Linked DNA regions of Homo sapiens: all the other regions are linked to region 3. Evidence: chromatin loops called from intact Hi-C (ENCODE). Cell type or tissue: heart left ventricle. All regions are shown on one strand. Each heading gives the region's core, and the rest is flanking DNA. Links, peaks and the distances in the headings are about the cores only.

Region 1 (8,399 bases), core at 292-8,291, 880 kb before region 3:
CCCTCAGCAGAATGTCTCATTATGAAAATAATATGTGGGGAGTTCTTAGTTCAAAAAAGCCAGGAGACAAATTCATTGCTAAAATGTTCCAGAATGTCTCAGAAGGAAATAAAACTACCAGAACTTTCATCCTATTCCAACCACAGACACAATGTCCATGAGGAACTGTCATTCTTTTTGACATGACTGCTCAGTATAGGGTTGGGAAATGCCTCCAAGCAGAGGAACCCATTCTGGAAGCCACTCTAACTGCTCTCATCCTCAGCATAGATGTAGAAACACAGGCCTGCAAGTGTCTCCTATCAATTAGACATTCAGAACGGAGAAGGGCTGTCTAAATGCATGGGGGTGAGGAAGCTGCAGGGCTTTATGCCTTATTAATTGGACATTGCTATTTAAACTCTTGAAGACTCCAAATGGTTTTGGCATGTGGTCAGAACCATAAAATAAATGGACTCAATAAGTGAAAAGGAATACTCTGAGCTAGGCCATTTCCTGTTCCTCCCTAGAATCCTAAACTGTGTCTGGTACCAGAATTTCAAGCTCAAATCTCAGCTGAATACTCAGCAAGCCGTTAAGTGCTGCTGCAACTGTAATTGAGACTTTTCTTCTTCTCCTTTTAGTTCTGGCCTCTTCAAGAGGTGGTGGCGTGAATAAATAACCACCTTTATTTTAAATTGGCCAATGAGTCTACTTCCGTCGAAAGAAATTGCCCAGCAAAATAAAGCCTCACTTGATTTGTACGTGTGTGGGTGGTGGGGGTTGGTGGAGGGAGTATTTCATTAAGTCATAGTGCCTCTTCTTCCATTTGAATGAGTTCTTCCATGCAAATTATCCTGAAAAGAAGTCTACTTCTGGCACTAAGCATGGAAGAGGGTCTATTTCCAGAAAAGAAGGTGGCAGGACAGACCAGAGTAGGTTCCCATCTGTCTTTGCTTCTTTAAGAATCAAGACGGTCTTCTGAAAACAGACTGCTTCATCCCATGAAAATGAGCAGAGAGTCTGGTGATAAAGCAGACACCCTGCCATCGGCATCATCCTGATGAACACTGCATTGCTATTTCATTAATCTCTCACTTCCATGCTTCTCTACCTGTTTTCAGCGCTGTTCATGTCTCCTCACAGTGTGTCAACACAGTGGAAGGAAATAGAGTGTTGGAGCCATCAACACTCTCACTTTCCCTCCTCATCCTTGTCGAGCAGATTATGCTTTTGTAACTGGTCACAGGTAGCAGGCCAAGAGAGACCTTCTTGAGGGACTGCTGTTTAGGGTGTTAAGAGATAAGCCAACGCGGTCTGTTGGGAAAAGCTGGGGATAGGCGCACTCCTCTACCAAGTCCAGTACAGGAGTTCCTTCAAAGAGGCTCTGCTAAGGGAGCGTAAAAGAGGGGGAAAGGAGCCATCCTTTTTGGCCACGGACTCTGTACCAGATGTTCCCTTTTAAGAGTTTCACATACATTATCACACTTAAACCTCACAGCAGCAGTTTGAGGGAGATCTGACTGCTCCCATTTTATACATAAGGACACTGAGGCTTAGAATCTTAAATGATGTGCTTAAGGTACATGCTATGGACTCGAAAGTTGAAAACTACGCCTGTATATGCCCAAAGTCCTTGGCAGTTTCTGCCAAAGGCTCTTTGTGCCACTTCATGTGAATAATAAAACACTCTGACACACCCCTCCACCCCCACCCTATGCCTCCTATCTGCCTTGGTGTTTATGTCCATTGGCTCTCATCTAAGCATTTTGCATTGGGTGCTTTTTGGTGTCTCAGTTCTTACCCTGCAACTCTACTCATTGCCTTGGCTTTGGTAACCAATATTCATTTTCTTCCAAATAAAACCTAATCTTGGCTCCAAAACTCTATTTCCTTACACTGTTGGCACACTTTGAGGAGGCACGAGCAGCCCTGAAAAAAGGTAGGGAAGCATGCTGCAGAATTTCAAGCCTCTCTCTCTATTAGTTTATTAATTTAAGATAGAATTCAGTGTTAAGAGCATGGGCTTTCGGTTCACTCAGAAGTGGGTTCCAAGCCAGACATTTTCATTAGATGGGTCACTCTGAACAAGTTACTCATGCGCATCAGCCTCAGTATTCTCTTCTACAAAATGGGGATAGAGATGTGCTCCAACCAGATTTATTGTTAGGGTTACGTGACATAATGTATGAAAGCACTAAGCATAGAATAGAGTGCTTAGTGAGCACTTAATAAATGGAAGCTATTATTTACGGTAAATGTTTGAAATTAAATGGTCACCATATTTATTGTAGAGTTGATAAATGAAGCTCATATCCCAGGGAAGAAATGAAACAGTATTATCATAGCATACTTATTTACCTTCCCCCAGAATGCTGAGGTCCTTTCCTACCTCTTCGTGGAAATATTCCTTGCTCTGCAATTTTTCATGTCTTGCAAGCTTCAATCAATACAATTGATTTAATGATTAATTTATTGTGTTCCTCAGTAAAAGCCCAGCATCGACTTCTTAAAATGGAATCTTATCGCATTTTAGACAAACAAAACTAATTGGCGACAATCATTTAAAGGGGAAGCACAAAACATTCTATACACACACACACAAAGTCAAAGCAAATAATGAGAAAAAAAGCTTGTATTATTTTAAGAATGCAAAAGTAGAGGATGAGTTGAAGTGTTCAGGCTTTCTGATTTGCTGAGCTCAAAAGATCATTTGGGCCAATTATGCTTATCTGTGAACTGACATTATTCATGACCTTTACATCCTGCCCTCTCTAAAACGACTTCAGGATTTTTTTTTCTGCTAGTAGTATGAGGAACAGTTGTGCTCTTCATTGCCTCATGGTTTGTTTTTATCTCAGACTAACCATGAGGCCTCCATCCTTCCCACTGGCATGTAGAAGATGTAGAGACAATCCTTGTATTGCATTTCTAGTTATGCATGTTTTAGATTGTTTCATTTCAAATGTGTGGGGTTTTTTTATTTCTACCATTTTGTTTCTCCTTGCTTCATCTTGCCCACCAAATTATAAAATGGATTACCTAGTGGAACTTCAAAGCATCTTTTTAGTTGCCTGTGTATATTTGGAACAAGGTAAGGGATAAATAAATACAGAAGTTAGGGGAAAAAAAAGTCTAGTTTCTTGTTCTCCTGTGCCACAGCCTAGTTTTGTAGTTGGCTACTTGCATAGTATTTGCCTTCTGTAGAGAGCTAATAGACTCTACCAGCAGCTCCCCACCCTGGTGGTTGGTTCTTTCTTTGCTGTCCTATCCTCTCAGGTGCCTTCCTTAGAAAGTCTGAGAAGGCTGGTGAGCCTCCAACCTGTGGGAGGTGGTTAAGGGAGGGCCTCGGGAGGCTGACTTGGCCACATGGTGTCAGTCTTGCAGCACTGATGTGAGAATTCTGGGACTTGTCTTTGGCAGCAAGAAATGTTCCATGCTTCCCCCATACAACTCTCACGTGAACCAGGATGAAATAGCATTTGTTAGAGGTTTTGTCTGCTCCAGGGGGAAGGGATAGGAGCTCTCTTTGAGATATATATATATATATATATATATATATATATATATATATATACTTTCCTAGCTGAGCTGTGTGTATGGTAACTTTTACACAATGGAAGGAACAGTAATTTTAAAAAATAATTTTCTTCACCAGGAGCCTTCTTGGCAAGATTGTCCACCCAGCACCACACTGAGTGAGCCTGCTGAGGCAGCCAAGTATCCTGGTGAAATCCTGGGCTTTGGAGCCTGACAGACCTGTGTTTGCATTCTCATTCTCCTAGCCCTGCACCCTGGCTAGCTGTGTGACCTCAAGCAATTTTTAAACTTTCTGTGCCTCAGTTTCTTCGTCTCCAAAATACCATTTATAATACCCATTTCAGAGGAATGCTGTGAGAATTAGGTTGGGTTGGCTTATAGAGCACAAGCTTACCATAGGTGCTCAGTGAATGAGAGTTATCAATAAAATGTGAGCTGCTCTCTATTTTACGTTTAAAATATATCTTCTACATTTTTTCCACAGAAACCAGTCAGAGAGGGAGAGAGAGAGAAAGCACTACAGTGGGGAGTGTGTGTGTATGTGTTTGTGTGTGTGTTGCTCAAGTGATGTGTACAGGAAGTAAAATCCTCCTAATATATTACATGTGACAGCTGCTGAACCTGTATCCTAACATCTCTTTCCCTGCCCAATAGTTCCATGACTCTCTCCTAGTGACAATGAACATTTCTACGATGCTTACTAATGACAGACAGCACAACACAGAGCATGAAACAGCCTCTCCCCAGGAACAGAGCTCAGCAACCCTATGCTCTAGCATCATCTGCACCAATTCTTTGATGTTCTCAGTGCTGGAGACAGCCTACTCAAAGGAATGCAGGGTTTGGAGTCAAGGAGTCAAGTGTAGGTAGGAATTTCAGCTCCCAGACTTAACTAGCTGTGTAAGCTTGAGTAACCATTTACTCCATCAAAGTTTCACTTTTATAATTTGTAAAAATAAGAATAATGCCACCTAATTATTAATGTTGTTTTTTATTGGGGGTTAAATAAGACAGCACAAGTGAAAGCTCTGAAGACGAAGGAAATGCCAAGTCCCTGGTAAATATTTCCTGTTCACTTTTAGATGAAGGCTCTCAGGACTGCCCAATCTGATGGAAGAAATTGCCTTCCTAGACTTGCCAGCATCTCTGGGAACTGTCTTGAACTCCATATCAGAGATATGTAGAGGAGGAAACACACAAGTTCTCTTTCAAACACATTAAGTTGGAGGTGTCTGTTGAATCGGTAGGTGGAGATGTCTTCTGGGTTGGATATACAGGTCTATAGCTTTGGAAGAACTCTGGGTGGAGATTAGGAAGTCGTCTGAATTGAATGAATTTCACTCAAGCAAATAACTTTCTTCCAGGTATTCCCAGTCCCACTTCCCTTCGTCAACTCAATTTAACACATGCCGACTGTTAGGCCCTATTTTCTTTCAGAGAATCTTAGGCTAGCTGGAAATACTGTTCTTCCACTTGGCTCATCCACTCTTGCTTGGACTCCTTCCATTCCTGCCCAGGTATTACAGAATATAGAATCCACGTGGAACTATGAAATTCTGTTTTCTAAGCCATGGCTTCCTACCTTATAAAATTCAGTGTTTCAGATTGATAGTCTCTAGGTTGACCTATGATATGACACTGTTGTAGAATCCTAGAGGGTTGCTGATTACCAGTAACAAACATCCTCTTTTAAGTATTGGAAACTGAGGCCCAGAAGAGCATCTAAGTGATTTTCTCCATCACTGCGAAACTCAGAGCCATCACATCAGTCTGCCTCCTTACTTATAATGTGGTAGGTTATGATCTAGATGGTAGTTCAATTACTTAAGGGGTCAAGGATTAAAGTGTGGCCCTTCTCATGAACCAGCTGTTTAAAGGATTGAAAGGGAACTCTCCAAAGACCTCAACACATAGAACCCTTCATTAATATGAATTATTGTTGACATAGACTTAGACTTGTCATGGGTTAGAAAAAACTCTGGCCATCAAATAAAATGATGAACTGATATGAACTGATAAAACAGTATTCCTCTAAAGGTAAGAGTCAGATGGACCGAAGCTAAGAGTCAGATGGACCGAAGCATCCTATATGCTGGTCCAGTCTTGGCCAATATTTCCCAGTGTGATTATGGAACATGAGTCCCTTGGGGTGCTCAGTTAGAGAAAAAAAGAAAAAAAGCTTTGGAAGAGCTAAATATTCTCTCTCATGTCCTTAAAGGTTCACGGTGAAACAGTATATTAAAAGCTTTAGTTCTAAAGAAATCTGCTCAGAGTTTGTACTCAGTTCAACTCCAGTCTCCCGAATCATAACTAACCATAGAACCTAAAATAAAGCATACATTAGCATCCCATAGAGCAAGTGTTTTTGTGAAATATCTTACCCACTTTGAAATTTCTGATATAAGCACAATTTTGGGTACTTGGTTGGTTTTTAATCTTTCATTTTTGCAAAAATCCAATGACGTGGACATTGTTTATAATGTTAAATGTTACATTGTTTAAAATGTTAAATGTTATAATCATTTTGTGATGAGGAAATGGGACTCAGAAAGGTGTGGGAACTTTGTGAGGCTCACATCATCAATATGCTCTGCTTTTTGCCCTGCTTTTCATTTTATGTTGTTTATAATTTTTCATATATCTATGATGTATCCTTCTTCTGTGTCTTTTTTCATAATAATCTCTATGCCTGGAATTTGAGACTCACCATTCCTGGCTGATCTGTCTTCTTTACCTTTTAAGATGTAGGTCAGCAACCATCTTGGCTGCATTAAGTGTTCCTTCTCCATGACCCCAGAGAAAGCTCTTTATCACTATCTTAATATTGCTCAATTTATTTTGAAAGTTACCATTTATGTGCCATCTTTTCCCAATAACTTATAGGGTCCTTAAGAGCAGATACTGTGTCTTCATTCTTCTTTGTGTACCTCCTCACATGCACAGTACTTATCTTATAATAAATACATGTATATTAAAATTCCCGTAGTAGTGGCTCAGAGTCTCTCTTTTATACTGAATTGAACTGAACTGAACTGCAGCCAGTTCTCCATAACTTCAAAACCCCAAACACTTATCATTATACCACACTGCATTCCATTCCAGCCATAAAAGTTCTATTACATTTTGGCCCAAATAACCAATGGACCTATTTTTGGTCCCATGGTAGCTGGGAATTCTGTGGAGAATTGCAGCAAACAAATTTGGGAGGAGAATGGACACCTAAACTCAAACTTATATTACAGCAAAGACGGCATTAGCAATCTATACATAAATCCCTTAGTACAGGGCCAGGAACAAAGGAATCTCTCAGTAAACATTAGCTATTATACAAGCTGTTAGAATTTCAGAGAATGAGTTCACTCATTGTCAGTAATACTTTTGTTTTCATAATGCCTTGAGTTAAAGATGAGATTCCAGCATTTTTGTAATTGAGTACTTTTGCTGGGTAGATCCAACCTGAAAATTAAGATTCCAGTATAGAGCAGGTGTAGGTAAGTCAGAAGCCACTGGCAAGGCATTCTGGCAGAACAGGTTTGTTTCTCTCAGAGTGAGCTATCTACCCACAATGGACACTATTATCTACAATGGGGGTGTCATCAGGACTCAGACAGAAGAGCTCTGCCTGGAAGCCAAATCTCCCTCCCTTGGCCAGGTGCGATGGCTTACACTTGTAATTCCAGCTCTTTGGGAGGCCGAGGCTGGCGGATCACGAAGTCAGGAGATCGAGACCATCATGGTTAACATGATGAAACCCTGTCTCTACTAAAAATACAAAAAATTTGCCAGGTGTGGTGGCATGCAACTGTAGTCCCAGCTACTTGGGAGGCTGAGGCAGGAGAATCACTTGAACCCAGGAGGTGGAGGTTGCAGTGAGCCGAGATTGCACCACTGCACTCCAGCCTCGGTAACAGAGCGAGACTCCGTCTCAAAAAAAAAAAAAAAATCTCCCTTCCTTCCCCACTGCCACTCACATTTAGCACCACCTACCCATTTAACAAGGCTCTGAAGCTTAAGTGTGCCTGTATTTTTTGAAATTTTGTCATTTTAATTCTTTAAGAAGAGATTTATAGGGTTTTACTGTTTGTGTTACTACCTGTTACTTTCTCTTTCTCTCCTAGTGAAGTTTTCGAGGCATCTCTTCTTTCCCCGTCTCCTCGCTCCCCATATCTGACACTAAACCCTGAAGGTTATTATTTATAAATAGCCCCCATTTTCAGTCTCTGGTCTATTCACAACCTCATATGCTCTGAAACATTTGAATAGGCTCTTGACTTGTCTTCCTATCCCTGGTCTCTATCGGGGAACCTGCCCCCGATAGTCATGTAGGTTCTTTTCTATTTTCCCTAAGCATCAGCTGGGTTGATAAATAAAGGGACAGAGTACAAAAGAGAGAAATTTTAAAGCTGGGTGTCCGGGGGAGACATCACATGTCAGTAGGTTCCATGATGCCCCCTGAGCCATAAAACCAGCAAGTTTTTATTAGGGATTTCAAAAGGGGAGGGAGTGTACAAATAGGGTGTGGGTCACAGAGATCACATACTTCACAAGGTAATAGAATATCACAAGGCAAATGGAGGCAGGGTGAGATCACAGGACCACAGGACCGGGGCGAAATTAAAATTGCTAATGAAGTTTTGGGCACCATTGTCATTGATAACATCTTATCAGGAGACAGGGTTTGAGAGCAACTGGTCTGACCAAAATTTATTAGGCAGCAATTTCCTCATCCTAAGAAGCCTGGGAGTGCTATGGGAGACTTATTTCATCCCTACAGTCTCAACCATAGAATATGGCCACACCGTAGCGGGGCATTTTAGAGGCCCACCCTCAGGGGTGCATTCTCTTTCTCAGGGATGTTCCTTGCTGACAAAAAGAATTCA
Region 2 (8,399 bases), core at 71-8,070, 180 kb before region 3:
CAAGAAGAAAACTGATTCTTTGCAGGACATTGTGGGTGAGTTTCTGCCAAAAATAAATTATCAATATTTTCCTTGCACAATACAGATAGATTGATTGAGCAATAAATATATATCCATATCTACATATATGTATATATACCAGATCAAAAATCTGAGCAATCTCTGGGCAAATTAATAAAATAGATGGGGCTGTCTGGACCCTCTGGCATTTTCTTCAATTCTGCCCTTTTCAGCTTTGCAGCATTCACTTCTGCCATACGGTGAGAAAAGCATGCCAGGTGACCTGGAATGCTGGTTTCTTTAAGTCACCACACTCACACCCAGTAATGACATGTACCTGTGCAGAGGATTTTGCTGCCTTCATCAAAAAAGGATAAATCTCCCACCAGAGACCTTCACACTTTAGAGCTTTAGAGGAACTAGACTTTCTATCCTTTTGTGTTGATTCTTCTTTTTATCCCAATACTTAACGTGTGAATACATCCTGACTCGAAGGTTTAGATGGTGATGGCCTGAACACCATCTTAGGATTTTCCACCTGATTAAGGTTAGAGGAAAGATCTAGGTGTTAATAGTAGTTAATGCCTCTTAATACAGCTTTTATTTTCTGTTCTATTTTTTTCTTTCTTTTTAATCTTGGATACCCATTGCTCTAAACTGAACATTTCTGCAGCTTCAGCAACAGGGTACATTTCTAATTTCATGTTTTCCATGAGCCTGGTGATTCAAGGCCATACATATCTGTTAAGCTCAACATTCAACTCTACATAAGAAATAAAAAATATCCAAGGCAGGAAGATCACTTGAGACCAGGGGTTCAAGACCAGCCTGGGTAACAAAGCAAGCCCCCGTCTCTCTAAAAAAAAAAATCAATTAGCCAGGTGTGGTGGTGCACAACTGTGGTCCCAGCTACTTGGGAGGCTGAGGTAGGAACATCAGTCAAGCCCAGGAGTTCGAGGCCACTGTACTCCAGCCTGGGTGACAGATAAATCTTATCTCCAAAAAAATGAATAAAAAATAAAAATTGTCTTCTGAGAACAAGCTGGTTGGAATAGCAAAAGCATAGGCTTTTCATTATATGGACATAGGGTTGAATCTTGGCTCTTGTTCTTTAGCATGTGTCTTTAGCCAAGACTCTTACCTTTTTGACCCTGATCTGCAAGTTAAAAATCGTAATAACAACCTCCTATGGTTGTTGTGAAGGTTAAACAACATATCATACCCAAAAGTGTGTTTAAAAACTGTATGACATGTAACAGGTGCTAAATCCTGTTACTTCTCTCCTTTTTTGGTTCAGGAGGCAACACCAGAGTGGTGAAGCTCTGAAGTCATCATTCCAAGGCTTGAATCCTCCTTCCATCACTAACTCTGGAGCCCTAAGCAAGTCACTTTACCTCTTGGAGTCTGTTATCCTGTTTGTAAAATGGAGTTAATAATAGGTTCTACCTCATAAGGACTCACATGGAAAAACACACACACACACACACACACACACACACACACACACACACAAAGATCTTAGAACAGTGCCTGGCCAAGAGGAAACACTCAGTATACGTGAGCTGTTACATACGAAATCAAATTGCTCTTCCCCTAGACTTTCAAATTTCCAATGGTCCTAGAAACAGAGCTTGAAAAGAAAGAGAAAATAAGTTTTAGTGCCTGAATCACATATGTTGCTATTAAATGGGTGAATAAATGAAAGAAAGACACATTTTCATCAAAGACAAATAATAATACAGTCAGTTGATGCAAAGTAGTACTAATGGATGGTGCATATAAGGAAGGCAGCAGGGCACCAAACGTGTTAGGGGTCACTGTGAGCTGGCGTCCTGAGGAGGGTGTTACCTTGGAAAGGGAGATCATGTCCCAGGAGGGCAATAGCTTGAGCCAAGGTAAAAGACAAGGCTGTGTAAATAGAAGGATGCAAATTTCAAAGTGGCTAATGTCCTGTGCCTTTTTATTCTCATTCTCCAACCACGTAGGGAGCCCCTACTCTGCCCAGCACTGTGCTTGGCCTTACAGCTACTCAGATGAGCAAGATACAGTCCCTGCCCTTAAGAATCTCAAGGTCCTTTGGGAGGCTGAGACGAGCAGATCACGAGGTCAGGAGATCGAGACCGTCCTGGCTAACACGGTGAAACCCTGTCTCTACTAAAAATAAAAATAAAATAAAATAAAATAAATTAGCCGGGCATGGTGGCAGGCTCCTGTAGTCCCAGCTACTCAGGAGATTAAGGCAGGAAAATGGCATGAACCCAGGAGGCGAAGCTTGCAGTGAGCCGAGATTGGGGCACTGCACTCCAGCCTGGGCGACAGAGCAAGACTCTGTCTCAAAAAAAAAAAAAAGATCTCAAGGTCTAGGAGGGAAAACAGACTAGCAGGCAGATGATTCCAGAAGAGGGTGCTAATAGCTGCAGTGGAGCAAGGCACAGGTTATTATGGAAGAACAGAGGGAAGGGATCCAACTGACCCTCACAGCACAGGAGCAGAAGGGGGAAGAAAGAGGGCTTCCCTCAACAGGGGAATAATAGTAACAAGACATCAATAACAGCACAATAACTTCAGTTGAGAACTCATTACATATCAGGGACTATGTACCCTATGCATTTCTTTGCTTCTAACTACACTACACACACACATGCACACACACAAGCGCACATTTAACTATTATTATCTTCATTTTCCTGATTATGATAGGACACAGAATCAGAGTGGTTAAGTAACCTGGGAGAGGTCACACAGTAACCAAGAGAGCCTGGATATGGACAACTAGATTGCAGAAGCAGTGCTCTCAATCTCTCTACGACCCAGCCTCTGAAAATCATGAATATTTCAAATCATATCTCCTTTTAGCAATATATAACAGAAACCAAAACCTCTCCTTGGCGTTGCTATTGTACACGTGTTGACAGCAGAGTCTTCGAGGCCTTTATCGGAATGCACTGCAGCAATGACACAGATGGAAATTCACCATCCTCTGAGTTTTCTTGGGTTCTTCCCATTCAGCAAAAGGGGATAGCTTATTTAGGGGAGCACTGGCCATGATGACCTGAATGAGGCTGGAAAGTGACTTGCACTTTGCCTGAGGCTGCATGTTATAAGGAGACAATTCCCTTTCTAATGCTTCCCCATTGTTACTCAGGAAATAGTCCTCATCACCTGACTCCCTATCTAGGGGGATTCCCACTTCTTATAAAATATACCGAAAGGAAATAAGAAAGGCCAAATTTTGATGGGCTTATTTATTGATGAGAGCGCTGTTTTTGCCTTGGATTCATTCATGCGCAGTGGGAAGAAGTATTCAAATGACAAGAGTTAAATTCAAAACATGTAGCCGCTTTCTGTTACATTTTTTTTCTAACTGAAGGCAAACCATTTAGATGTTTGTTTCCAAAAAGGCATCTGTCAGCAATCAAAGGGGAAAAATGCATAAAGCAAATGCAATTGTTTGGAGTAGCATTTCCTGGATCATGTTAAATGCTTGAATTGCTCCCCATTATGCTCACCAAATAATTTTATTTCCCACAATAATTGCAATATTTAACATGTTTTATTTAATCTTTTTTAAAGGCTATTAACAAAGGGCCACACTGTGAAAAGATTGATTGCTGCATGGGAAGGACAGCTTCCACCAGCCTCTTAGAGAACAATGATAAAGTTAAATGCACCTAATTGTTCTGGATTTAAAATACTATTATCCAATAATATTTATCATTTTTTTGTTCAAACTATGTGCCCTCTCCTGCAAAATCTTCCCGGCTATTCTATCATTCACAGAGTGAAATCTGGACTCCAGTTTACCTTGTGCTCCATTCATTCATAAATAATGGGCATGCATAGGGTGTTCTGAGTCTCAAAAATGCAGCGACTCAGACAAGAAACAGCTCCAACTTCAGAGGTTGCTGCAGGATAAACTCAGAAACTGTAAAGCTGTGGACCCACAAGTCCAAGATGTCCATGTGCCTGTATACCCTGGGAGAAAGCAGAGGAGACCCTAAAACAGGGAAATTTTGTTTTGTCTGCTTGTCAGAGGCAAGTAGGAATGGATGAAGTAGAATCAGAGGTTGGTTGATTCAAAGACAGAATGCTACTTCATTTCTTTTCTTCTTCTTTTTTTTTTTCCTCCTTTTTTTGTTTGGTTGATGATATTTTACATTTTATGTAGAATTTCCAACTTTTTTCCTTATCTTTCTCTAAATGATAAACTTAAGAAAGACTAAGTAATTTTAATGATGCTGCAGTTACATATGGCAATAAATGTTTTCATTGGCAAGCTCAGGGCAAGTTTCTGGTAGTATGTCCATTGTATTCATTGGACACAAGCTAACAACATTTCCTGTGCTACTGCAGACTCTTCTTCTGAAAAGACAGGTGACACCAAGGTAATAAAGTATACAAAGATACTTCCTAAGAGTGATGACAATATTTACATTTGATAATAATTCTGGCTATCGCCTCTCACCCCAATTTTATTAGAAGAAATCCCATTACAATAAGGAATGAAAAAGAAAAAAAATGCCATATTTGTTGTATTTGTAGTTCATTCCTAGAAGCAGTCTGTGCATCATGCTTTAAGTTAGAAATATTTTTGGTGCAACACGATAAAATTTGCTTTAATACAGTTATTTTTGTCAAAACAGCATGCTAAATGGTTAAAATAATACCTACTAAGGAAGAGATCAGAAATAGGAAAGAAAAATGCACCAAATTTACCTCTTTGGAACTTAAAATATGCTCTGAATGAGTTTATCTAAATATTATTCAGTCCAAAATATGACCAGAACCAAAAATCCACTGGATAATTAGGCAGTAAATGCACAACTTTTTAAATAATCACAGTTCAACAGCCCTGAGAAATAGTGATGGACAATTCTCCCATATTCTGGAGTACATATATTGAAGGCCCATAGCGGAGAAAACTGTAGGTTCTTGGAGATCAAAGGATCGCTTATATTCAGAAAAAATTAGGATGTGTTTGGTGCACATCCACGAAAATTAGGACGTGTTTGGTACCCTGATAAAGGTATTTCTACAGTTCCTAGTGTCACACAATTTGAAAGAATATAACGAATACAAGTCATTCTCTCTGCTTCTTTCTCCCTCTTAGTCCTAAGTAACATTACTTGAAATGCAGCAACTGTCTGGACTTTTTCTCACTTTAAAAAAAATTATTTTTACAACCATTCTTATTGGTAGGTCCATATTGTGGTTTACTTTTCCATACTAAAGAGAGGATGTGTGGTTAAAAACCCCTGTGAAGAAGATGGCTAGGTTATAGTAAGGAAATCAGAAGTGACTTTCTCTGATTAAGGAAGAGCTCATGTCAAGTTTAGCCTGAATTGTGCTAAACCGAATTGATAATGACTGATTGCTTTGTTTACAAAGAATGGAAAAGTCCAAAATTAATGTATTTAAAAAGACACCAAAAAACATCGGTGGTGCCTAGCCCAGCATAGGTTAGAACTTGTAAAATATCAGTAATGTATTTATTTACTCACATAAATCATACATCTAAACACAATGCCAGCCAAACCAAAAATCAAGAGACTTGAATGCTGCCATCTCTTGTTTATCTTCCTTCATGACTAAATTAACTAATGAGTTAATTTTCAAAAAATAAAGTAAGGAAAGAGAAATATTTTTTCCTGGAAATTTTTTTTTTAACTCCTTGGAAAACCTGTTCAGTTGTTCCCAGATTTAGTTTGAGACTTTTCCAACAGAGATGTGTAAGACAGCAAAACTGAACTAAACATTTTTGTAAATGCACGGCTCACGTTCTTGAGAAAAGTGGCTGTGAAAAACAGATACTGAATCAGACTTAAAGTCAAAGAAGGGGGGGTGAATAGGGGGGAAAAAGCCCAAAACATTGCATGATAGTCTCTAAGCAGTTCCATCTGTCAAGCAGAAATTTTAGGCTAATAGCCTGTGGCGATCTCCCTCCGCAGTCCACTACCTGCCTTTGTCCTATTAAATCTCTTTATTCTCCTTAAAAAAAAAAAAAAAAAAAAGAGGGGGGGATTGGTTATTGGAAGGAAAGGAAAAACCCCGCAGACCAAAATCATCTGAGTGATGAAGCCCTAATTTTAACTACCTCCCTTTGATGTGTAGCAGTGGGCTCTTGTTTTTTTAAAAAGGAGAGAGGAGAAGACAGTGCTAGGAGCAGAAGACTTTTCATCTCCACTTCACCTTGCCACTGGGTCTGTGAGAGATTGGTTCATTGTCAAGGAGATTTTTTTTTTTACCCATGATTCCATATGGTATGGACCGGACTACATGTTGCCCCACATGCCACTGCAAATGTTTTCTCAATTAGGTGTCTTATCTCCCGTGAGTTAGCATCAGATGAAGCTTGCTGACAGCGTAATGGCAGGGAAAGCTTCCGACGGCTCCATCAAATGGCAGCTCTGCTACGACATCTCGGCCAGAACTTGGTGGATGGTGAGTTGGCAGCCGGGGCTGCTTTTTTTTTTTTTTTTTTTTTCCTTTTCTACTTTCCCTCCCTCTTTGACAAAATGTCCCAGACCTCACATTCATCAAACTCACATTTGATTTTTTTCACACTATTCAGTGAGGCAGCCTCACACTGCTGCCTCTTGCCATCCTCTCTCTGCCACTCTGCGACTTGAGTTCCCAGGAATGCTTGCCCTCATTTTCCATGGGACAGTATTTGGGGTTTTCTATTTTTTTTTAATTCTTTTTTAAAGAGTATCAGTTGTAAGGTGGAGGTGGATATTTTAGCCAAGTCAGTATTGGGGGAAAAAGTGAAACATTCGTCCCAGCCCTCAGGTTTTGCCCCCTCTCTCCAGTTTCACATCCCCCTTACTTTTGTTTTCAGGGACTATGGGGTGTATGGTTTTCTCTGGCTGTGGCATTTTCTGAGGACGCGTGTTGGGCACTAGGGAGAAGCAACCTCTGAGTGAATTCTAGTCCTGGCCAATTAACTGGATTGCCTAAAGTCACCTGTGAGAGAACTCTGGGTCCCCACTCCCTATTTTCCATCAGGGTCCCACAGCTCTCATCTAACTTTTCTCCGTTTATGTCAGAGCAGGTTTTCTGTCTCTTAGGCACTCTAGCTCTGAGTGGAAAAGACCCACACACTCTATCTTTTAGTTACTCTGGATATAAATAAAGTTTGAATAAAGTTCTGCCATGCAGCAGCAGAATGAGTTAACTCACATGTCATGGTCAACCAGGACAGACAACCTTTGACATTTTGGATCTATAAGAGGTAGAGTGAGTTGTGAGGATGCACAATAGCTCATTGTCACAGGAGATGCAAGTCCCGTGAGGAAGAGAGTCCTCAAATCATTACTGCCCTCGTTAGGGTGGTGTCCGTTAAGGATTAATTTGTTAGCAGTGCATTTCTAGTTTTCCGTAATTATTATTCTTGCGGCAAGCGTGAATTCTTCCAGGGAGTGAAAAAAAAGTTTGCTGCCAGGACAATGAATGTATTATCCGTTCCTAACTGGACCGTGAACTTCAGCTCATTTCACATAGATATCAGTTTAAGAAAAAAACAGAGAGAGAGAGAGAGAGAGAGAGATGTTGAAGGGGGAGACTGGCGAATGGAATTACAAAACAGGGCATGGTCGGTTTCACTGTATGATCTGCAGAAAGAGTTCTCTTTTCCCCTTCCTGGACCAATGGTGGTATCATTTTGGCAAGTTTTAGGAATTCGGAGGACTGAGAGACTGTTAAAAGTGAGCTACCGCAGGATTCTATCCGGCTGCTTCTTGGGATGCAGTATGTCCATCCTAAGGACTGTTGAGTTAAAGTGGTTGTGGGTATGTGTGTACATGTGTGTTTTAACTTGTAATTTCTTAACTAGACATTAGAAACTTTACCAGTAATTTCAGGACAATGTTGCATGCAGCTTTTGGCTAATTAGACTAACAGTAGACTATCCACTTTGACCCTGAACTTTTGTTCAGGGCACTTATTTTCCCATTAGAGTTCTTGCCAGCAAGAACAAGGTTTACTTGTGTATGCTATGATGTTACCTATTGCTTCACTTTATACAGCTTGTTAAACATTAGAAATGAATATACTGATTGGTTTAGCAATGATTTTCTAAGTTGTAAGCTTTTTTTGAAAAAACTGCACGCTGATGTCATATTCTGGGTGAAACATTTTACTTCCTTGTATTTCAACAGCTCATAGATTTTATAGACTGTTACTTTTTATGGCAAATTGTGTCATCTCTCTCTTTTTTTTTTCTTGCAAAGATCACCAAATGCTTCTCTTTTTTTAACTTGGAAAACTGTAATTTCTTTTTTGTAAAGTTTACTTGGAAGTTGCTTTTCATTTAAAATTATTTTACAGATGTTTTACCGCCGGGAATATAACATATAAAAGTGGTGGAAACATTTAGCAATGCAGTTGCCTAAAAATAAACA
Region 3 (8,399 bases), core at 352-8,351:
AGAATTAATTTGAGGTCTAGGATGATGTTATCTTCCCCAGAGAGGATTCCCATTTGTCTCTGCCCTCAAGCCATAATCACTTCAATCCAATTTAAAGGTGATTCAAGACTGATCTTAGTTCCTGTGGGGCCTCTCTATTTCTGGTTCACCCACACTCCCAGGGTTCAGACCTTCCCAGCGTTGTAACTCAGGCCTCCCAACCTGAGCAGGCACTGATGTTTAATTTCTGTTCCCCAACCTTAATCCTTAGCCACTCTCTCTAGAATGGGCAAATAACCCTAGTGGAAATTAGGCCCAAATGCTCTAGATACTGGCCACATAATTCTTCCCTACCTTGCTAGTTCTCCAATGCCTTAAGGCGGATGTTTTTATATTCTTATCAGCTTTTCTCATTGTCCTCAGGGGGATGATCAGTCCAAATTACCTTGTCACCATTACTAGATAGATGTACACTCTGCTCTGTTGATTTTGTTTTTAATATACAGTCATGCATTGCTTAACAATGGGGATACAATCTGAGAAATGCATCACTAGGCAATTTTGTCATTGTGTGAACATCATAGAGTGTACTTGCACAAACATAGATGGTAGAGCCTACCACACACCTAGGCTATATGGTATAGCCTATTGCTCCTAGGTTATAAACCTGGACAGCATGTTACTGTACTGAATAGAAAATTGTAACACAGTGGTAATTATTTGTGTTTCCAAACATAGAAAAGGTAATGCATTGTGCGAGGATGTTAGGACAGCTATGGCATCACTAGGCAATAGGAATTTTTCAGCTCTGTTATCATCTTATGGGACCACTATCATATATGCAGTCATTAGGCAATGCATGACTGTAAATAATTTTACACTATGTTCTTATTATGTTTTCTTATTATGATTGCTTCCTTATTATGAAAGTTAGACATTCCCACTTTTAGAAATTTAGCAAATACATGGCCGGGCATGGTGGCTAACATCTGTAATCCCAGCACTTTGGGAGGCCAAGGCAGGCAGATCACTTGAGCTCAGGAGTTCGAGACCAGCCTGGACAACATGATGAAACCCCATCTCTACTAAAAATACAAAAATGAGCCAGGTGTGGTGGCATGCGCCTATAGTCCCAGCTACTTGGGAGGCTGAGACAGAAGAATTGCTTGAACCAGGGAGGCAGAGGTTGTAGTGAGCTGAGATTGTGCCACTGTACTCCAGCCTGGGCAACAGAGCAAGACTTCGTCTCAAAAATAAAATAAAATAAAATAAAATAAAAATTTAGAAAATATAAACATGGAAAGGAAGAAAATAGAAATCACTTATAATTCCACTTTTCTAAAATATATTTCCTACTGGTCTATTTTGTATGTATATATACAAACATTTTTAACAAAAATGAGATCATGCGGTACTTACTACTTTATAATGTAATTTATTCATTTAATATATCAGAGTATCTTGATGGTTGCATGGTTTTCCAAGGTATGTATATACCACAATTCACTTAAACAATTATTGAATATCAGAATTTTTCCAATATTCAACATTATAAAACCATTGTCACAAACATTATTTTGCTAAATATTTGAACAGTTCATGATTATTTCCTTAGGATTAACTCCTAAAAGTAGAACAGATAATCAGAAGATATAAGGCATTATATATACTGACAAGTTACCCTCCAGAAGAGGATTACCAATGTACATTTCTACTAGCAGTGTTAGAGAGTGATATTGTTCCCTTCCGACAACCAGATTGGAGCTACTAAGCAATTAGTCGCATACCAACATAAATGAGATTTACCATCTTAAAACAATTTTAAAAGGATTTTTAAAGTTTTCTGTCCTGGATTTTGCCATGATTGTAACTGATTTCTCCCTTAATAAGGAAAATAAGCCATCAGCTCAGAGACCAGAGGGATTTAGGAGCTTAGCAATAAACCATCAACCATTTCCTCTACTGGGAGTCTGTATAAAAGTTGGTTTATTGTCATGGAATATGATGCAGCCATAAAAACAAATGAGATGGCACTCAACTCACAGAAAGTAATCTCTAATGATGGGCTTTCCAACGCTATATGGCCCCTATACTAAGGAAGTAGCTGGCATCTCTCATTTTATGCCCCCATACATCTACCCAAACTGAGGAAAGAGAAATTCTACAATATCAATATGGAGAAGGAAGGCTATGGTTCTCTGTGTACTTTATAAAGAGTATTTTGTTCTATGCTCATTATTGTATATCCTGGGAAGCCTAATTTTAGTTTTATTTGAAGATGAAGAAAGAGAAACATTAAGCCACACATGCTTTTCATTTTTTGTACAAATTTATGGTGTATGTGTGCAATTTTTTTGTTTTTCTGTTGGTTTTGTTTTGCTTTGTTTTGTTTTTTTTGAGATGGAGTCTCACTCTGTTGCCCAGGCTGTAGTGCAGTGACACGATATTGACTCACTGCAACTTCTGTCTGCTGGGTTCAAGCGATTCTCCTGCCTCAACCTCCAGAGTATCTGAGATTACAGGTGCCTGCCACCACGTCTGGCTAATTCTTGTATTTTTAGTAGAGATGGGGTTTCACCATGATGGCCAGGCTGGTCTAAAACTCTTGGCCTCAGTGATCTGTTAGTCTTGGCCTCCCAAAGTGCTGGGATTATCGGTGTGAGCCATGGTGCCCAGCTGCAACTTTGTTACATGCATAGATTGCAATGTGGTCAAGTCAGGGCATTTAGGCTATCAATCACCCGAATAATGTATATTGTATGCATTAACTAATTTCTTATCACCCCCCCCCCTTATTCTCTCACCTGTCTGAGTATCCACTGTCCATCATTCCACTCTGTATGTCTATGTGTACACATTTTTAACACTCACTTATGAATGAGAACATACAATATTTGACACACATGCCTTCTAAACTAGGTATTGATGAAATAAAAACTTAGTTTCAAAGGCTTATTTTTCTTGGTGTATTCACTGTTGTGGAATTACCCTGTGGAAATAGCAGATAGCTGCTTCTGGAATGTATCGTGACATAAACCGATAAATTCAGCAAAGACATCTACCTGTCAACTGACTTTTATACTCCAATTATGTTATTTTAGTTTTATTTCTAAATATTATTAGACAATAATTAGAAATATTAAATTATTGGCCGGGCGCGGTGGCTCACACCTGTAATCCCAGCACTTTGGGAGGAGGGCGGATCACAAGGTCAGGAGATCGAGACCATCCTGGCTAACACAGTGAAACCCCGTCTCTACTAAAAATAGAAAAAATTAGCCGCGGGTGCTGGTGGGCGCCTGTAGTCCCAGCTACACAGGAGGCTGAGGCAGGAGAATGGCGTGAGCCCGAGAGTCGGAGCTTGCAGTGAGCCGAGATCACACTACTGCACTCCAGCCTGGGCGACAGAGCGAGACTCCTTCTCAAAAAAAAAAAAAAAAAAAGAAAAGAAAAGAAATATTAAATTATTAAGGCCCTGGTTTAATCCATGAGACAGTAGATTACAGCGGTAAATAGCATGAGCTCTGGGGTCAGACCGTAGGAGTTTGGGAAAGTGACTTCTAGACAACTTTGAGCAAATTACTTAGCATCTCTATGTCTGGGCTTCCTAATCTGGAGAATGAGGATGACAGTGGTACACATTTCAGATGGTTGCTTTGAGGATTAAATGAGATAATACCTGTAAAGTTTAGAACAATGCCAGGCACATGGTAAGGCTTGGAGTTAGTTATTGTAGAAGGGGCTCTATAAATAAATGTTTAATTGAAAAAAATCAACAGTCCAACTGGGGGTGGCAGTTAACCACTCTTACCCCAAAATGGAAACCTCTTGCTATTGGAATAACTTTCCAGAATAAAATATATGAAAGAAAACTTGATGAAATACAGGCATTAAATGTTATCACATAACCATCCGTAAATTCTGGGTTTCCACAAAGCAGTTCTTCCGAATCATAATTAAGGGTTTGAAAGTCAAATGATTTAACTGCTAGTTTTAATTACCTCTTGGTGAACTTTAGTGTGTTAGAATTGTCACAACTTTCCTTGAGGATTACTCTGAAGTCAAGCAATACAGTGGGAAATTATTAACTCCTACTTTGGTACAGCAATTATCTGCATTACAAGGTTTATGCAATTAGCTGTTTAAGATGTCATTATATTTTGCCATCTGGTACACAGGAGTTTATGCATATGAACAGGCACGTGTTGAAGTGATTTTCACTATATGACTTGTTCTCAACCCAAGTCATCGCTCTAATGAGGGGAAGTTGCCGTGCACCGTACATTAGTGGCAGGTGCACACTATCAAGCTTCATTTTCATCGAAGACCTTCATTTTTCCATTTTAAAGTATTCTGCACAAGTGCTGGAAAATTAATTAGTCGTTCTCAATTGAACAACGCCTGCAGACGTGTTCTTTAGCAGTTAGGCGGGGGCACGGCTTCAGGTAGGGGCCACTCCTCCTCCTCACCCGGACGGCTGCAAGGAACCCTCATTCTGTGCAAAGCCAGGGCGCAATCCTGTGCAGTAAACCTCCCCTCGCGAAGAGGGAAGCGGGGTTCGCTGTTGCACCCCAGGCCGAGCGCCCTAGGGGAGAGGGCGCCGCAGCGAGTCCCGAGATCCGAGCCCGGCCTCGACGCCGGAGCGCTCCCGGAGCTGGTCCTTGCCCGAAGCGCATTAAAACGGCGCCCTCTGGTGTCAGCTCGCGGCGGCCGGGTAAAAGCAGTGGCGCTGGGGGTAGAGTTCTACTCGCCACCCTGTTCGCAAACTGAAAGATCCCCGAGTTTAGAAAGTGTCTTGCCGCTCTGCGGACGCTGTGTCCGCGGCCCCGCTGTCGCGCAGAGCTGGGCTGCGATCAGAAAGTCCGGCTCCCCTGGCCCCAGACAGTGGCTCCCGGGGGAACCAGCGTGGAGGGTGAGGAGGGACCTGGCCTTCGAAGGCAGGAAGGACAGAACCCCCAAGCCACGACGGCAGCGGGGCGCGGGGACGGCCGGGCTCCAGCCACAGAGGCCCGAACTCGGCCCGCACTGCCCGGCGGCAGGCCGCGAAGGAGCCCCGGGTAGTGGGGGCGGCAGGAAGGAGAGGCGCGCAGGGCCTTCGGGGCCTCCCCAAGCCCCGGGCTCCCGTCTGGGCTTTGTGGGTTGGCGGTGTCTGAATCGCCGACGGGCCGAGCCGTGCCGGGAAGGCGCGCGGCCCCGCGCGGGCACCTGGCCGAGGCCGCCCCGCGCTGCCATTGAAATGTGACACTGATGAACGAGCTAGGCCCGCGGCTTTCTTTGGGAGAGTTGGAAGTCGCCAGCCGCGAGATCTGGGGCTCTCAGGTTCCCTGGGAAACGTTCTCCCCGCACCCCACTGCCTCCACCTTCGGCACTATTGCTATCCTCTCCCATTTCCCCCCAACACACACACACACACACACACACACACACACACACACACACCCCTCACGCGTTTTCGAGTGCCAGACCAAGAGTCTTAAGTTCAGCTCCAGGAAGACAGGGTAGTGGCGGGAAAGAACATTCTGACGACGGGGAAGTTTGAGTTGGTTGGGGCTGAGTCAATAAAGTCGCCCCTTGAGCCTTTTGTTTTGAGGCTTTGATTGCAACGGCGCCTTTCGCCTTTTATATTTGGGGCCTGGTGGGTGACAGTGAGGGGACAGAGGAAGGGGACGAAGCACGTGGAACCTGGCCCCTTTTGGGATGTTTCTGCACCAGCTTTTGTTGGGGGAGAGGATGGGAAGGGAAGGAGGGAGAGTGGGTGCCTTACAGGCAACCAGCAAGGATTTCTTGAGAGACAACAACGTGCGGAGCACTGAATCAGGCACCAGCAGCGCTTATTGAGAATGAGAATAGGATCTTGCAAGCTGATTAGCGAGAGAAAAATTCAAAAAAGGGACAAATTGGTTAGATTAAGTATCCAAATAGATGCAGCAAAGCTGAGTAAACAAATCAAGGATGGGTATTGGAATTGGCTAGTGGAGTCTCAGAGCATCTGTGTGTGGACATCTCCGTGAGTCCATTGCAGTTCAGAGGTTGTTCTATGTAGGCTCAGCCTAGAAAACAGATACTTAATAAAGTTCGAGATGACGTTGTCAAAAAAAAAGAGCCAATCATTCCGGTTGGAAGATAAAGTTGGACAAGTAAATCAAGCCCAGACTGAGAAGGCTGAGGGGCCCAGAATCTAACGGATAATCTACTGGCTTTGGGGCCAGACTAGCACAGAAGCAGCCCTATCCAAGCCTCTTAGGAATTGTAACTATGAGTCTCTGTTTCCCTCCGTGAAATGGGGATAATTATGCCTTGGTATTGTGAGGATTACACAGGGTTAAATGAGACAATGTCCTTGGGCCTAAATACTTTTGGTATTGATATAACCCCTCCTTCTCTTTCAACCATTTCAGAATCGTTCCCATGATCCCTAGGCTCTGGGCATCTTCAGGAGTTCTTCAAATAAATATGTGACTATGCCCATCTTGTTTATGTTCAGTCAGCTCTGTTGCCTCAGACACTCAGCAGTCCATGTTTTACTGATACCTTTTGGAGCCTCTAAATTATTTGAAAACACTGAGTTTTTACTACAGGCTTCGGTAATTGACTTTCGGAGTAACCGGCCCATGAGACTGGTCCATTTAATGTCAATAATAAGTAATATCAGTTTATTAGACTCTCACCAGTGGCCCTTACTGAACATTCCATCCTCCATGATCAAGAGCAGCAGTTCAGCTTCTTAAGCAAATCTTATTCCTGTCTGTTGTAAAAAGTCATTTCACTGTAATAAGTATCTGCTTTCCCAAAGCTGAAACTACACAGAACAGCCTGTGCCCTGCAATTGACTCAGGGAGATACCCACATTCTGAAGTACTGAGACTGGGACTTGGGAAGGTCAATGCTCTGATTCAACACAGGTGATATGAAGAACAGTAATGAGTTTCAAAGTGGCCTATAGGCCTGGTGCGGTGGCTGACACCTGTAATCCCAGCACATTGGGAGGCCAAGGCAGGTGAATGGTCATAAGTTCGAGACTAGCCTGGCCAACATGGTGAAATCCTGTCTCTACCAAAAATACAAAAATTAGCCGGGCGTAGTGGTACATGCCTATAATCCCAGCTACTCGGGAGGCTGAGTGAGGCAGGAGAATTGCTTGAACCCAGCAGGCAGAGGTTGCATCGAGCTGAGATCACACCACTGCACTCCAGCCTGGGTGACAGAGCGAGACTCTGTGTCAAAATAAATAAATGACCAAAGTGGCCTATAGACTGGATCACAGCTCTGCCCTTTATTTACCAAAAAAAAGCCCTGGATTGCTCATTTTTGGGAAATGGTACCAAAAAGAAGTAGCTAAGGTTTCCAGAAATATACCTATCCAATCCACACTCTTACACCAATCAATGTGTGTTTCCATGACATGGAAGTCCTAAAGTCTGTTCTCAAGTCACCCTAGCTATGTGAAGATGATGAAATGAGAAACATTAAAATTCTAGAATGAAGATAGTAATTTCAGGAAGAAAATTTATCAGCTTAATGTTTGAGCTAGGGTATATGTTCTTTGAACATTATCCTCATGATTTTATTATAACGAAACTAAGGCATGAACTTGAAAAATGGGAGAATGGGAGAAAATTTTACCCTAAAACTAATAATGCAAATGTTGGGAGAAATACTCTTGTATTTCTCCATATTTCTGCTAGCACCTAGCACCTAGAACAGTGTAGAATATACAAAATACATTCCATTAATATGTGTTGGTTTCAACTGGTTTTTCTTTACAAAGCCCCCTTATCTAATTACCAACTGGTCCCCAAAAGCTAACAATCTAACCACCCAACCTTACATTTGGTAACTTTATAGTGTTAGTTACACAGTAGGGTTTTCCTGCTAACGAATCCTCTGTGGCATCTGTTTCAAAATGAAAATCTATTATATTATTAGAAACACTCTCAGTGTAAAGAAACCAGAGATGAATTGCCAAAGTCTGAGCTCACGATATTGTGTTGGCAAGCAAAAGCATCATGGCTGGACCCAGTGGGAGAAAGAAGATGGAATGCACACCTTTACATCCAATGCCCAACTCAAACCCTTCTATCAGTAACTCCACACCTTTTGATGAGTTCAGTTGTTTTGGGGGATGGAAAGGCGTTTTCTGGTTAGGAATGATGAACGGGTTGGTTTGCTACTTAGGTAAGTAAGAAGAAGGGGAACTAATGAGTAATTGTTGCACAATGACAAAACAACACTCCTGAAAGAAGCATAATTTGCTTCCCTGAACAATCCAGTCCTTTCATCATAAAATGTTCCTATTACATGGATACAGACCAGCAAAAACATTTGCTATACAAAAACACCTATTGTAAATAATTTCCATAACCAGATCGACAAAGCTCTATGACTATAGTTTAGATGCCAGGATTTGACAATAGCTAGAT

Evidence for each region. A loop is a pair of places that touch in the nucleus more often than their neighbours do. Peaks named below come from ENCODE experiments on the same cell type or tissue, not always from the same donor. Only the 100,000 strongest peaks of a DNase experiment are listed, where the experiment ranks them.
Region 1: it touches region 3 in a loop (10-fold over the local background); 17 of 110 quality-filtered maps call a loop at or near these places.
Region 2: it touches region 3 in a loop (5-fold over the local background); 14 of 110 quality-filtered maps call a loop at or near these places.

The regions. Positions count from the first base shown.
Region 1 is chr1:60,153,714-60,162,112 of GRCh38, forward strand. All of the region lies in intron 1 of LINC02778 (long intergenic non-protein coding RNA 2778), which reads left to right. It overlaps LOC107984963 (a long non-coding RNA gene), which reads left to right. Exons shown (of 3, transcript XR_001738092.1): 3 at 4,602-5,092. Among named protein-coding and RNA genes, the nearest start is that of LINC02778, 43 kb to the left of the region's middle. In heart left ventricle, for the core only: a CTCF peak has its summit at 3,325 (motif pointing right); no DNase peak of the experiment used is centred there.
Region 2 is chr1:60,859,026-60,867,424 of GRCh38, forward strand. No RefSeq gene overlaps it. Among named protein-coding and RNA genes, the nearest start is that of NFIA-AS2, 110 kb to the right of the region's middle. In heart left ventricle, for the core only: no CTCF peak of the experiment used is centred there; no DNase peak of the experiment used is centred there; H3K4me3 peaks cover 1,193 bases.
Region 3 is chr1:61,038,454-61,046,852 of GRCh38, forward strand. No RefSeq gene overlaps it. Among named protein-coding and RNA genes, the nearest start is that of NFIA, 40 kb to the right of the region's middle. In heart left ventricle, for the core only: CTCF peaks have their summits at 4,683 (motif pointing left) and 4,888; a DNase peak (open chromatin) is centred at 4,648; H3K4me3 peaks cover 1,115 bases; H3K27ac peaks cover 513 bases.